Regions from separate parts of the Mus musculus genome. Here region 2 is linked to region 1. Evidence: chromatin loops called from intact Hi-C (ENCODE). Cell type or tissue: heart. All regions are shown on one strand.

What was found. A loop is a pair of places that touch in the nucleus more often than their neighbours do. Peaks named below come from ENCODE experiments on the same cell type or tissue, not always from the same donor. Only the 100,000 strongest peaks of a DNase experiment are listed, where the experiment ranks them.
Region 2: it touches region 1 in a loop (2.6-fold over the local background); 2 of 42 quality-filtered maps call a loop at or near these places.

What each region holds. Positions count from the first base shown.
Region 1 is chr9:69,121,198-69,129,197 of GRCm38, forward strand. All of the region lies in intron 1 of Rora (RAR-related orphan receptor alpha), which reads left to right. Among named protein-coding and RNA genes, the nearest start is that of Gm46153, 180 kb to the right of the region's middle. In heart, no CTCF peak of the experiment used is centred here; DNase peaks (open chromatin) are centred at 3,984, 4,384 and 5,594; H3K4me3 peaks cover 722 bases; H3K27ac peaks cover 495 bases; H3K27me3 peaks cover 4,749 bases.
Region 2 is chr9:68,880,987-68,888,986 of GRCm38, forward strand. All of the region lies in intron 1 of Rora (RAR-related orphan receptor alpha), which reads left to right. Gm31262 (a long non-coding RNA gene) reads left to right here. Exons shown (of 2, transcript XR_379583.4): 1 at 1-8,000. Among named protein-coding and RNA genes, the nearest start is that of Gm31262, 62 kb to the left of the region's middle. In heart, a CTCF peak has its summit at 7,149 (motif pointing right); DNase peaks (open chromatin) are centred at 2,225, 3,595, 3,875, 7,875 and 1 weaker place.

The sequences.
Region 1 (8,000 bases):
CCTTTGCCCTCTCTGCTGCCATAGAGATGAAAAGGAAAACTCCTCCCCTCCCCCTAATTGTTCTTGAGAACAGAGGAGTCTAAAGGCCTGAAACAAGTTGAGATGAATGAACAAGATGTCCTCAGATGACACCCGAGGTGTAAATAACTCACTGGGGCTCATGGCACCCGCCCAACAGTTCTCAGGAACTCTAGGGTGAAATTGTGAAGCTGTTGACCAAAACACAGAATGTGTCACAAACGGGTTACTGTGCTCACAACCTGGCAAATGGCCACTGTACCGCTGAAAGACGAGAGGCATAGAATAGGTAAGTCCTGCTTTTGTACCTGGCAGGCACGGGGAGACTGTCAGAGGGGCTCGAGCACTGAACACACAGCCTCTCGTCACACAGAGCATTTATTGGGCATCCGCTGTGTCCTAGGACTATGTTAGGCAGCAGAGGTGACCAAGTGGAAGCATCTGGAAGGTGATTTGAAAAAGATGTCAGAAGACTCTGGTGCTGCAGATAAATTTGGGAAGTCACTGGTGCGTGGTTCAGAGGAACAAAGTGCAGCCTGTGGAGTGACATCTCTGTCAACTTAACAGACCCTGCCTGAAGGGCCGTGCACATAAGGACTAGGTTCCCTTGAAAAGAGTGCTCGGGTGGCAAGAGATGTCTATCTGAGTGACATTAGACATCCCCATAGAAATGGCACTGGAGTTCCAAGAGTAGCAGCGATAACTTGCACTGGGGGGGGGAGGGGGGCGGGGGGAGGAAAGGAGAAGAGGCAGAAAGGCTCAGGGCAAACGTTTACGCTTTCATGCTCAGGACACTCTGAGTGTCAGGCACCGGTTTATACCCTGGAGTCACCTCAGGAAACAGGCAATGCTCTCTCCTTTGGAGCACCAAGAAAAAGTTAGCTGGCAATAAATACATCACAGGAAGGGGATGTGGCAGAGAGGGGTTGGGTGGGCACCTCAGCAGGTTTTGGTCAGTGCTTGGAGGAGTGGGGGATCTGCATGACAGGACTCAGCCAGCTTTGTAGCTTTCTAGGCAGAAGAAGGTAGGACAAAGTCTCACAGAAGAGAAAATAGCTAAGACCTCGTCTTTTCATCAAGTTCACTGTGTAAAATAACAGCTTAAGCAAAAGATGGGGCTGGGGCTGGAGAGATGACTCAGTCAGTACTTAAGTGTTTGCTTTTCAAGTATGAGGCCCTGAGTTCAGTTCCCAGAACCAATATAAAAATACCTGACATGGTAGGACTCCCTTAGAATCCCAACACTGATGAGTCCCCGAGACTCTCATGCCAGCCAGCCTGGAGTCCTTAGTGAATTCCTGGCCAAGGAGACGCTGCTTCAAAAGGCAAGGCGGACAGCTCCTTAGAAAGGACAGCAAGGTTGAGCTCTGGCCTCCGTGTGTGTGTGTGTGTGTGTGTCTGTGTGTGTGTGTGTGTGTGTGTGTGTGTGTGTATGTGCGCGCGTGCGAGAGAGAGAGAGAGAGAGAGAGAGAGCGCGTGCACGTGCTAAGATAAAGACTTCTTGATAGTATTTAGGACTGACTAGTCAGCTACGCAGAACTCGGAGCCCCGAGGAGGTGTGAAGACTTGGGAGAGGACAAATGAGGACAGGAAAGACTGAAAATCCAGAAAGGAGGAAGGACAGTCAGCGGGGCTGACAGGTGCATCTGTCTTCAAGAAGAGCATAGGGCCAAGATGAAGGCAGAGACAGAAGCTTAGAGCCTCCAGCAGGCTCTCTCAACCATTTTTAAATTTGTGAGCTCATCTTATACTCATTTTTATGGAGATTTTTAATCATCGGATCATTTTGCATTTGCAAGGAAAGTGAAGTAATTTAATGTTTTCTTAAATATATGCCATTTAAGATAAGTCTATATTAAAAGTTTCATTACAAAATTAATTGAATACAATGTTTACTAACATTCATGGATTATAATAATAAATTTTGAATGAGTTCCATCTAACAAGTGATGCACATGATTTGATTTACTTTAATTATGCAAGTAATGACAATTTATAAAACAGTTTTAAATGACATCCAGTAGCATGCTTAGCTTAGAAATCAAACAAATATTAAACTTTGAGCCAGTATTTAATTCTCTATCATTAACAAAACTAGACCAATCTGCTTTCAGAACTGGGCAAGGAAACCTTGTGTTTTGGGTAAAATAAAAATGTGATATTTTTTTCCTCACTTAATTTTATTTCTAATCAGCAAAATATAAGAACATCTGACCACTATTGGTAAACACTTCTGTGAAAATCCCTAGAGGCTAAATTAGATATGAGTAGCACTATATTTTCTCATATTAATATTTTTGTGACAAAGATTGCAATAGGGGACATGAGAGGTAGGGAGAGTTCTGAAACTTGGTGATGAAAATCTTCAAATAACAGGCTGGAAAATATCTCAGTGGATAAAAGGGAGCAGAACTCAGATCCCCAGACCCCATGTAAAGTCATCTGTAGTCACAGCACTCAGGCAGTGTGTCTCAGGCCAGCTAACCTGGCTTATGTAACAGGGAGACAGAGATCTGCCTCCAACAACACGGACTGTCAGGACTGACTTCTCTGTGTGTTCTGTGGCACAGGCACACCCACGCCTACAAACATAAACACACACCTACGTGTGTGAGACACACACACACACACACACACACACACACTTCTTAAGTCTTAAAATACAGTTGTCCCTCTATAAAGTGACATTTTTGGGCCCACAGATTCAACCAACCACAGATTGAAAATATTTGGTCAAGTGTTGTGTGTGTCCTGAACACATACCAACCTTTGCTTCTTCTATTTGTTGCTTAAACAATATAGTCTAACATCTACTTAACATTCACACGTAGTGGGCATTAGAAGTAGTCCAGAGAGTCTTCTATGAGAGGCTTAGGCATCCTTGGGGTCCTAGAGCCTCCCCTCGCTGATCCCGCGATCCACTGCTGTCTGTAGAGTTCCTGTCATTTCAGAAATCTGCTATTTGCCTTTGCCAAGAAGCCATTGCCAAGGGGGATATCAGCCAGCTTAATCAATGAGATGGTTAACAAACAATAATACTTTTCATTGGTGTGATGATTCAACTCTAGTCATGGCTGGTAGTACTTATTGTAACATCTCTTCTTATAGTGGAGAATGAATACGGGGCCATGAACAATGGCTTTGAATTCTAGTCTTGTCATTCACAAACATGAATTGACACAGAGTTATACAATGGCTCTGGGCTTAGTTTCCCTGGCTGTAAACTAGCGGTGGTTGAAATCTCTGCTTTCACTGCAGTTATGAGATTCAATATTTTTAGGAGTGTATGGAGGGAGCAGAGGATGCCCTCAAGTGTCACACTCAGGTGCACCATGCCCTTCCTTTGAGATGGGGCCTCTCATTTCCCTAGAACTCACCAGGATAGATTCACTGGCCAAGAAGTGTGGAGGATTTCCCAGCACTTGGCTGATAGAGCAGTCAGGACCACACAGAGCTTTTTATTTGGGTACTGGGGATCTAAGCTCAGGTCTTCATATTTGCAAAGCAAGCACTTTAGCCACAGAGCAGTCTTTCCATCCCCGATTGTGAGACTTAATAGCAATAACAGATGAAGAGTGGCGGGGTCAGGGTTTATTCCCAGCCCTCCTGGCAAAGCAAGGTGACTATTTTCATATTTACCCCCAACTGGGACCTGAGCACTTGGGGCCAAGACCACCTCAGCTGATAAACCCAGCTCTGACAGATTTGTGTTCAATAATTATCTGTTGGCTGAATGGATAAACTAGACAAAAGGATGAGTGAAAACCAATTGTTTAAAGAGAAATGAAAAAGGAAATGTCATATCTACTTTCCTGGATAAGAAAGCCCAGACCCAGAGAACTAAAATGGTTAAGGGTGGTATAGAGCTAACTAACACAGGACTAATACATCTCCCTTCTCCCCCACCGAACCCCCACATCACCATCACCCTCCTTTGTAAACCTCTGGCCTTTGGCAGGCTCCTGGACTGCATTTTTCAGAGCTGCTGTCACATAGTTTAGAAAACCGGAAACAATACTTGCCTCTGCTTTTATGGCCGAGGCTTCTAGAGTAAAAAGCCAAGGCAGCCTTTAAATGTTTCATTTTTATAAGGGGCCATAAAGAAAAGCAAAAAAAAAAAAATCATAAATCCAGATCTCAAACACCTTAGACCACCCTCGGTCAGCTGGACATAGCTTCAGAAAATAGACGGAAGTTTCTCGAAGTTTCTTTCTTTGGATGCAGGAAGTGTGTTTGCTCGGTCGGTGGTGACTCACCGTGCCTCCTGCACCAGGCATGGAGACAGAACCTTGCTTATTTATTGTGCGCCTCTTTTCAGTTTACAAGGTCAGACTGGATGTTAGGGCTGTTTCCCCAGCATCGCTCTACTGACCGACTTCACTCTAATCCCCTGAAGTCACTTAAATCAAGGAGAGGCGGTGGGGGCGGGGACCCATCAGAGAGCACCAGTGACTGCCTCCCGCCCGCCCGCCCGCCCGTTGTTCTCGGAGGCAAATTAATTTGACGCTGTTATGCCTGTTATGTAAGTGTGATCGTCCCCTCTAATCACATCACAGGACTGAGAGCTGCCAGAAATAACAGGAGGGAACATTCGAGATATCAAAGGGGAGACACTAAAATAGATTGTTTATTTAGGTACCGAATGGAAACGCTATTATTGGGAGATGCAAAACAACCCTCCTCTCACACATCCTTGCTTCACATACTGTGCCTCCAAGAGATATGAAATCAGTGCTTCCGATGGAGTAGGAAGTGAGGGGAACTGGGGGTGTCAACGTAGCGGTGGCTTTGTGGGTGTCTGCCATTGCCTTCTGCACCTGCCTCTTCTGTGAAGCTTCTCTCATGGTCCAAAGTTCTTTCTTTGTATCCACCTCAGCCCCGGTCTGACTCTCCTTACACTATTCCATTGCCACCCTGCTTCCCCTTGTTCTTCCCCAAGTCCAGCCGAGATGCTACTCATCAGGAGAAGTTCAAAATATATGGCATCCCCATCTTTTAGTACATGCTAGGTATCTGTTTCTCTTCCCCAAATTCTTTTCCTGTTCCCTCTTGGGCAGGAGTTCAAGTAAGGAGATATACCTTGGAGTGATGGCTCATTGTGGTCTACAATGTGCTGTGTGTTGGGGTTGGGGGGAAGGAGACGGCAGGGATGTAGGGGGTGCACTATGTGTGTGTGTGTGTATGTGTGTGTGTGTGTGTGTGTGTGTCTTCAGGGTGTGTTTATGTGTGGGTAGTGCATGCATGCAGAGGTCAGCATAGGATATCTTAATTGTTTCTCTAAGAAATAGTCTTTCTTTGAACCTGGAGCTCACTGATTCTGCTGTGTTATCTAGCCAGTGAACCCCAGGGGTCCTCATATTTCTGTCACTCCCAGCAGTGAAGGTTGTACCCCATTGCCATGGTGCCTGGCTTTTGTGTGGGTTCTGGACATCTAAACTCAGGCCTTCATGCTTGCAGAACAAGCTCTTTACCCACTGGACCAATTCCTCCATCCCTGAAAACCACCATGGAAGTAAGCTGAACCATTTGGACCACAGGCAGGCTTCAGGGAGGCATGTTGTTGCCATGGCAAGACGGGCTCTCTTCCAAGGATCTATGATGCTCCTTTGTTTCTTCTCTGTGCTGACCACTGCCTGCCTTGAAATGCTTTTGGGCTGTATCTCCACAGAAGAATGAGGTGATTCTCTTGAGTGGAAACAAGGGCCACGCCCATGGAGAACTGATAGGTGGCATGAGTCTTTGCTTGTCACCCTTGGCTGGCTTTGTTCATGGGGTTGGATGGCTTTGCTCATAGGACTTGACCATAAAGGTATTATCCATGCAACCCAGATTGTCAGAGTACACACACACACACACACACACACACACACACACACACACACCTTTTTTTTAAAACAATGACTGGTTCTCAGTGCTTCTTTCCTTTACCATTCCTGATTTTTTTCAAATAAAATGAGAACATTGATTATTTTCTGAATGCCAATTCAGGTTATCCGAGGGAGTCTCTAGCACTCTTTTACCTCTGACCTCCTTCTGGTATAGAGATCGTCCCCCCAAGTGGCTGCTCCCCCTCAATGGGATGTGAACCTAGCTCTGGCTACCAGATCCCAATGGGGCTGAGTAATTCTGTGCAATCAGGTCAAAAAACCTATGTTTGTAAGGATGTATTGAAAATACTTAGAATTTTCCTAAAGAAAATTATTTGGATAAGTATTTTCTATGCACTGCTTCTCAACATGATCTTTTCAACCTGGGAGTTTTAGCTAGCTTGTTGATACCCAGTGCAATGGAACTACTGGTTAAAAGACCAGTATCAGTGTGTGTGTGTATGCATGAGCCCTATCTTTCTCTGGGGCAGGCATTGCTTAGGATGCTGGGCTGTGGAGTCGAACTGTGTCAGTCTTTAGCTGTGTGACAAGCTACTTAACCTTCTCTCAACTTTAAGTTTGTCATCTATAAGTGGGTTTGACAATGGTATCTACCTGTAAATCTATTGAAGAGACACTTTGAATTAAGGAACATAAAATATTTAGCAAATAGAAAGAGCTTGATTATTGTTATATTGTGTGTGTGTGTGTGTGTGTGTGTGTGTGTGTGTGTGAGTGTGTGTGTGTGACTGTTATTATTCAAATCTTCAGATACCTAGAATCACAGAGCAGAGTTTCTCTATTAGATTGCCCCAGCACAGGAGAGTGTCTAAATGTACAAATAGATACACTGGCACGATTATCTGGTAGATTCCAGTCTATACCTGCTATATCCTGCAAACTTCATCCATTAGGGCAAAGGTTACATAAATTGGTTACCGACTCTAATTTCCTTTCTTAACTAGTACAAAAATAGCCTTTACATTAGCCTCCGAAAATAGCTAAGAGTTCAATATTTGAATGTATGTCTTAACTCCTTACCATCACAGAATATTAGAAAAAAAAAAAAAAAGCAAGAAGCCAGCATCCACAGAAATCTCATTAGTTCACATTTCCTCAGTGCTTATGGCAATTTGTAGCAATTCGAACTTGTCCAGGCTGCATTAACTTTTATGTCCGTGTTTTATAGATATAATTTACTAGAAGAATTAATGGTGCAAACGAGATTGTAGGAAACACACTCAAAGTTTTAATGACAGCAAATATTTTCATAAAGAAATGGTCGATTTGAAAATAAAGGTTATAATTTACCTAGAGTTGTGGTTCGGGGAGGAAAGATCTTGCGAGATGACTCCCAAGACTGTATCCAATAGAAAGACTCATGGGCAGAAAAATTCAGCGTGCGTGGGAGCCCTACCTTTCTCCAGAACTACACCCCACAAGTTCTACGTCAGGGACTCTTAGAGTGACCCATAGGAATGTGTGTGCTTTACAAGCTTGTCAGGAAATCCTTATGCTTGCTTACTAAAGTTTAGTGAGAGTTTCCATTTCTCCAGTCCTGAGAACCCAGCCTGGAACTTTCTACTTGCTAGACAAGTATTCTACTACTGCCCATCACCCCCAGCCCCTAAAGCTTAAGAATAGACACTCACTAATCAGGGTATGGTAATGGATTCCTATAATTCCAGCACTCAGGAGGTGGAGGCAGGAAGACTATTGTGAGTTTAAGACCAGCCTGAGTACCTCGGGAGTAGTAAGACTGCCAGGGCTACATAGTAAGACCAAATCTTTACCAAAAAAAAAAGTTTTTTAAAGTCAAACAGAAGAACAGAGTTTTGATGAATGCTTAGAGCTTTATTAACGTGACCCAGGAATGTTTCAGTAGATAACCAGAATTCTCCTGTGATGACAACCTCAAGCAGCCCCTCTTGTAAAACATGCTGTAAGTAAAACCAGCCCCCTTTCTTATCTCTCCCCCGCTGAACCTGCTACTGCTTCACCATCTGTTTCCTGGAATGCAACCCCTCAACACTCAGAAATCCTTACAGCCCCAGGTCCTGATGGAGAATGGAAACTAAATAATGAGCCAAGTAAGGAGGTAAACTGAGGCTCTCA
Region 2 (8,000 bases), 240 kb before region 1:
GGATACGTTTTAAAGAGTATAAGGCCCCTTAGTTTGCATTTCTTTGATTGTAAATGATGCTTGATACTCTTTATTTCTTTAGATTAAACAAAACTAGCAGTGTGGTGCACACCGCTATTTTCCTTTCTCGGTCACCGGTATTATTTACTCAGTCCGATGTCTGTATCCATGTCGCTCTGTGGTAGAAGGCCTCATGTTCCCAGTTCAGCTTTCCTAAGGCATGCTAGGAGATTTAATCAGCAACTGAAAGAGACAGTGGGGCGCGGCGTGCCCTCCATCCAGGTCCCCGTGGACTCTTCGCTTTGAATCTGCCTGCTGCTTCTCTGACAGGTGTACTTCTTAGCTCCAGAGACCTGGACCAGACAACCCTGAGCCCTCACTCTGTCTGATGTGCCTTGGGACTTTAGACGTTGCCAAAATACATATGGCCTAGAGAATGCAAAAGGTCACAGGATTATTTTTAGAGGGGACAGATAAGGCTCTGTTTTAAGCTTAAGGACTCTAATAAGACACTCTTTTTCTATTATTTGTATGGTAGATATGTGGTCTTTTACTCTGTTTTGTCTCTCTGTGTCTATGTCTCTGTCTGTCTTTCTGTCTTTTTGTGTCTTCCACTGTGTTTCTGTCTCCCCCTTCCATTATATACTTCTAGGACAAGAAGTAAATTCTATTAGTAATGAAATCAGATGTGTCCCAGGGAGTGAAGAACATCTCCTTTGCCAACCCAGAGGTCAAAGAGGATTTTTCTCTCTTTGTAATGAGTTGAATATCCGTCTTGCTTGAGATCTCTTTAGTCTGTGATCCTTAATGTGTGACATTGTCTTCCTCCTACCAATTGTCTTTATCCTAAATTTATTTTTTAATGAAGGGAAAAGATTTTGGAGAGAGAGACAGAGACAGAGACAAAGGAGACAGAGATTCAGAAAGACCAGGAACTTGAAAAGGTGACTGGTCAGTTAGATAAATATTTGTCTGCCCTTCATGGACACACATAAGACCACACGGTCGCCACACCCCCGGCAAGTGTTTAGAGGAGGCAGATATGAATCGAGGATGTCTCTGAGTTTCAGAAGTCTGCCTCTCCCAGCTGCAGTCCTAGAGGAAGCCTGTATTCATAGATCCTCAATACAGCACCAGCGGGACCCTAATTAATGAGTTTGTTTGTTCTTCTTGCCAGCTGGGTACAAAAAGCATTGTCTAGTCTCTAGCCAGTGTGTGTGTGTGTGTGTGTGTGTGTGGTGTTTGGATTTGGAATTCCTAGATCTCAAAGAGATTAGCCAGTTCTTACAGCCTCCGCTGCCCCTCAAGAATTAGTCTAAAAGGTGGAGACATTTTCTTAAAGTGGCTAATAACCAGAAACACCCTTTTTGTTTTCAGGGAAGGGGAGGGGTGCACATATTATAGCCTGTCATGATGATGGATAAGATTGTTAGCCAGTTACATCCTTGTGTTTTCAAGTGACTTACAGAAAGCCAGTTTGGTGACATTGGGAGGCTGCTGGGAATGACTTGCTTGCAGAAGATTAGATCTCCAGCTGGAAGATGCTCTGGATAAAGTGAGCCGTGGGCCGATGGGTCCCTAATTCCCCAGTAGGCTGCCTTGGGAGACACCACTGTATTCCCTTCCTTCAATATGCTACAAGCCCTTTAATCTCTGGATTGCATTGTTTGAGCACAGAGCAAGGCTCCTCCAAACCCAGGATTAAATTAGGAGAAATCCCCCTGCTGCTTCTATTGAATTGAGTTAATATAATGAGTTTATTGTTAAATTAAACAAAATGAAACTTGCCATGTGGAAGAAATATGGCTGACATCACAGTGGGATGCTGGTTTGGTTTGTGGGGTTTTTTTTTTTTTTTTTTGCTGTTGTTTTTTCTCTCCCCTACCCCTTCCCACCTTGCCTCTGAACCGCTCAGAGGTGGCTTTTTGGCTCTGATGTTCCAAGTCTCACATTCTGACTCTGCATCCCAAGGGACATGAGAGCTGACAGTTAGGGCCAGCACTTCAAGCAAAGAGAAAACATGAGCTGTCCTTGGTGGTGGGATACAGTAAGTCTATTTTTGAGAACTGTGCCTTCAAAGAGGCTGATCTGTTAACACATAGACAGGTACCTATTTCCCTCCCCTGGGGGAGAAGCTAACAGGACGCCTCTGCACTGAAAGAGTTAACTCCGTGGCAAGCTAGCCAGTGTAGCACAATGGCGACTTCCTTCTTTTGACTGTAATATGTAAGACCCAAATGCTTTGTCAGCCTCTTGCAGCCCAAGACGTACACAGCCATGAAGTGGATCGTTATTGGCATGCTGTTTCTAAAAGGGAAGCTGGACTCCGAGTTGACTTATTAAGATTTTTCTAGAACATAGTTGTCCCCTTCCCTTGGCTCAGTACTCAGTTTCCAAAGCATTGTTTTCTTCCTTGATTTACATGATGTCTGGGCATTGATCATCTTTAACCCAGCATTGATAGACAAAGGGATCTCACTTGGTAGTCAGGCAAACCAGAGTCAGGTGCTGGGTGAAGCTTCTAGAATGCACTGGATAAGGCTTTTTTGTCTGTATGGAATACTTTAAGTCTCTCCACTGGAGAAGGTCTTGTTTTGGTTTGGGTTTTTTGATGTTGATGTTGTTCCTTCAAATAATTATCTTAAGCTCAGAAGCCACCTGGAACAAACTTCAAACTAATGCTGAGGAAACGGAGGTTAAAGAAGTGAGAGGTTTATATGGTGCGTATCTCTCCAGACCTCCTGCGTCCCTGGCTGCCAGAGGTCCACATGACTCTCTTCTCTCCCATCTCATGTTCCCAAACCTCTCATAAGAGTTTGGAGATGTATTTAGCAACAGTATCACGTGCCCTTTGCCTTTCCTTCTCTGCCTTCTGAACAGCCGCTCTTTACCCAACTCTCCCCCACCAGATTTGTCATCAGTCAGCCAGTTATCGATTCCTTATCCATTTCGCCCTCAACTTTGACCCGCTCAGAGAGTTTGCTGACATCATCTGCCCCACTTACCCCCACATCATCACCTTTGAGCTGAGATCTGGAACTTTCTTTGATGTCATCGGCCTTGTCTTACCCTGACTGTTTCCCTTCAGGAATATTCTCTTGGGTATGATATCAATCCCTGCCTTAGTGTCTCATTAACATTTCTTGACTAGTCACCTAAGACAACTTAATGCCTAGGCTTCGAAATGTGTATGGTTAATGCCTCAAAACGCCCAGTTAACCTTATGTAAACCTGTATCAGCTATGGGGTACGCTGGTGAAAGTGAGATTGGGTAAAACAAACATTCCCATTTAGTAAAAGGAGCGTGTTCTTGTCATCATCATCAAGAAATTCTAACCATCAGATGTGTTTTCCAGAAAGATCTTCTTTAGTTAATAATTTCTGGGGGGAAAAAAACTAATGCTAAGTATAACCCATAATTTTACATCTGTTAAGTGATTTGAACTGTAAAATGTTAACATTCAAAAAAAAAAAAGTTTGCCTTTCCAGCTGTTGATCCTCTCTAAAGAGTTGCAGTTGGCATGCAGGACATCTCTCTGGCAGGCTCACAGAAGCTCTGTGTGCAGGACGCCTCTGTCTTTCTAGCAGGCTCCAGGAAGTTCTATTTTGATGCCTTCCGGGGGCAGGGTAAGTTTTTGTACATAATTCAGCTGCTTTCGCTTCCTTTTAACACACAAAGTCTGGTTAGAATTTACCTCTGTTTACTGCTTTACTTGGAATAGCCAGGTTGTGTTGTCCTCTGTACTTTGAAGGGGGCTACGTTGAAGCTGGAAGGAAGCAGGACCTTCCCGTACCCATTCCCTGTCCCCCACTTTTGCCAGTAATGTAAGACTCCCCTTCCCTTCTTGCCCACATGCACAAACTAGCCCTCGGCCCTCACAGACAGATGGGCAGGAAGTCTTGAGACTGCAGAAGGGACCTGGCTGGCTCAAGTTCCAGCATATATGTGGGGGAAGAAAGAAAGAGCATACGTACAGCCTAGTTTTTAGCTTCCACTGTGGTGAACACCTCCCTCTACGGTGTGCGCATGTAAGTCCCTGAGCCTCAGAGAAGGGCTACCATTCATGCATGCAAACTATGAGGGGGTGGCACTCAGGTGGGGGGGGGGAGGACAGAAATTCTAAATGTGTGAGCTGCCTTTGGGGGAATATGCCTCAGTGGCAGTGTGCTCCCCATTTATTTGAGAACCCGGTCTTCACACACACTCTCTGGGAGCCCTCACAGAGTGTTCTAGTGGAGCCCTGTATGCTGTGAGAATAATTTTTTTCCATCAAACAGTGAGGGGTTTTAATTGCTCAGCAGCCATTTCTCAATGTAAATTATTTTTCATTCCAGGGGTCCATAGAAGATTTAATTTGAAAGAGAATTCTACTGCTTAAGAAAGCATCTTCTTGGTAGCCACCACATGGTGACTTTGAATCTTTCGTCTAGCTCCAGGAGACTGTAAATAACTATAGCAGAATCCAGTGTGGCTGGTTATCACATTTGGAGTCCCCCAGTCCCCCTGAAATCAGCCCAGGCTTACTACCCACAGCCCATCCAAGAATTGTCCTCCCCATAGACTGGGGACCGTAAGAGCTCCAAACTGGCCCTTCTTTCTCTGGGCTACCCACTGTGCTTTCTCATCATCCTGTTTCTCTCACTGAAGGGAAGAGCTGAGCTTTGTCATGCTCATCTCTCCTAGTGTGTCCAGGGTTCTCCAGTATGAACAGAGGCTCTGTGCAGATGGGAACAAGCTCAGGGAGATGTGTAGGGTCTACCAAAGGCACTGAAGCACCTTGGCCTCATGTGCTGGAGGAATGCACACGAGGGAACTTGGCCTAGTAGAAACCCCCAAGGCCAAGCCAACCAACTTCTAGGTCTAACCTCTCCTATAAGATGCTGAGAGACCAGCGGAGCAGCACCCAGCAGATCTCCTTAATTCTATACATAAGAAGGGAATCTCCCATCATTGGTGTGGCTGTTGAGGACCAAACCATTGCACCAGCATCTGCACACATGCATGCTGACACACACACACACACACACACACACACACACACACACACACACACACATCACTCCTCATTCTTTCCATGGAAGGTCAAGAATATGATCTTTAATTAAGCAGGCAAAGTGGTATCCGTGGTATTGTTGCTCCTTCTTCCTTTTCTCTGGCATTTCTCAAAGTTATCGAGGAGAGGGTAATTTGTCCAATGAAGCAAACATTAAGCTTCATTGGTAGGGAGTGTGAATTTGTGCTAATAAAAATGTCCCTCAGTGTCTTCCATTCCAGGGATGGAAGGCTGAGATAATAGGAACTATGAATCTGGTCCTTTTAAATGCAAACTATTATGCAGAATTTATCTATAAGTGTATTTTAAGAAGATAAACATTCAGTGCTCAAGTCTAGCACTGGATTATCTTGTTTTTAAATACATATTTATTTGAATAGCAATGACTCTTGGAAAAATATCTTTTTTGGAGATGATTTTAATCTTAATAAAGGTATTGCTTTCTAGAAGCTGGTAAAAGTTATAACTGTCATATTTGCTTTAATATTTTTAGTAGATGATGCCATTTAAATAAATAAAACATACATACAGACAGACACACACTCACACACACACACACACACACACTCACACACACACACACTCACACACACACACACACTCACACACACACACTCACACACACACAGAGTGGGGGTGGAGGGAGACCTTAAAGACTCATGCCTGGCATATTGAAACACTAGATGGCTGTCAATAAACTACTTTCCTTTTCTGAACATCATTAAGAAAATATTTATTTCACTCTTATGTGTATAGATGTGTTTGAGTGTATTCACATGCAAAGTAAGTATTTGCACAAGCCTGCAGACATCAGAAGGGGTATAGGATCCTTGGAACTGGAGTCACGGAAGGTTGTGAGCTACACTGTGGTTCTGGAAACTGAACCTGGGTCCTCTGACAGAGAAGGAAGCACAGTTATTAACTGTTGAACCAATAAAGGGCTTTCTTCTCAAAACCACAAAGACCCACATTGATATATAAGGTCTATAAGATATAATGCATAGTAGTGTGTGTTATAATCCCAGTGCTGTACAGAGAGAGATGGATGGGTCTCCTGGACTTACTACACAGCCAGTCTAACCTAGCTAGCAAACTCTAAGCCAATGAGAGACCCTTTCTCAAAAAACAAGAGACATGGAACCCGAGGAACAACAAAGTTGATTCCCACCCTCAGGAGTAGACCCCATAATTCAATGCCTGTTCACTTCCAAATTTCTATCACTCTCTTTCTATTTCAAACAAATGAGCTCACATCACATAAGTAAGTGTAGTCAAAAATACCAACATGTTGCCTTCTCTTCTGGGTACCCAACTAACACTTTAAATCAAGATCACTGAGGACAACTGCTTCACACAATCAGCTTACTTTTACATTAGAAGAAAAATTAATTGGCCTGAGGATGAGTTCAATTCCTGCACCTATAATAAAAGCAGCTCATGGGATGTCCTTGTAATCCTAGCATTGGGAGCCAGGGACAGATTGTTAGGCCTTAGTGGCCGGCCAGCCTAGACTACTTGGTAAGTTCCAGGCTAAGAAGATAACTTGTCTCAGAAATAAACGAGGCAGGCAGTATCTAGTGGAATAACACTAGAGATTGTCCTCTGGCCCCCATCTACACTGTATACCTGCACACACACCACATGAGCACATGCAAGAACTGTAATCTAATAATTAGTTGTATTGCTTCCTTCTCTCCCATAAAACCCTTTTGAATGTACCCTGTATTTTGTCAGCTCCTAAAAAGCTCATTTGTGGATAGTTTCGAATTACTTTTGAATTATTTGAAAGTATCTTTTCTATAAGGCATCTGATACAGCAACAGAAGGTGTGTGTCTCCTGTGTGTTTTCAAAGTAGCTGCCCGTAGGACTAGTCTGCTGAAGACTTCAGTGTTGCTGAAATCTAAGCCCTTAAATCCTCAGACCTTTGTGCAGGTATAATTAACATCCAAATAAATACACCGATGAGATATTAAGTGTGCAGTGCAATGAGTTTGCAATGAATGTAGACAACTGTCTACATCTGTATGAGCGCTAAATTAAGCAAGAGACAGAATGCTTCAACCCTCTAGGTGCTCTCCCCTGCAGAGGGCTCCCTTTGATAGCTCCCTGCCTCATATTGGTTCTCTTTATTTCATTATCAAATGTTGAAAAGGGCAAAATGTAGTAAGTAGGGAGATGGCTCTTCACTTTGAACTTGACGCAGAATATTGATTGCTTTCCTTAGAGTGAATGGCCAGAAGTACACTCTTCCTCACTTTGGGGACAGGATTCTGTGTCAGTCGATAGTTGTGGCATGTTCTTCGATGTTACAACTTACCCAGCAGGCTTCTTTGTCTTGTGGGGAAGCTCCAAAGTATGTGAGAAGAAGTCCACACCCAGGCCATCTAGGAGGACTTGAACTGGACCATGAGACCTGGGATGCTGACACTGAGGAGCGGGGTCCCTGTACCATAGACTTCTGACCCAGTGGGGGAAGAAAGCCCCAGCAGTCAAAGGAAAGAGGCTTGTCAGTGGGAGGATGAAGAAGGAGGAGACAGCCACAGAAGAAGGTCCCTTCTCAAAGGTCCCTTCTATCATAGCAGGGTCAAAAGACAGAGAGGGCTTGGCAAGATTCTCACCAGGATACTCTATATAGTCCCCCGACAAACCAAGCAAACTCAACTCCCATGCTGGAAGCAGCACACATTACCATCACCCCCCCTCCCCAACACACACACACACACACACACACACACACACACACACACACACACACGTCCCTATGCCTCTGTCCCTGGACTGCTAACAACCAGCTCAAATTGGCTGATTTCCCCACGTTTGTCATGGAGCCAGCTGCACTGCCTCAGCTGAGCATCTGTAGAAAGGAAAGCAAAGAACCAGGAAGAAAAAAAAAAGACACTTTCAAGTCATTATTCTTCTTCATTTCCCTATTCTCTGCCCCGCCC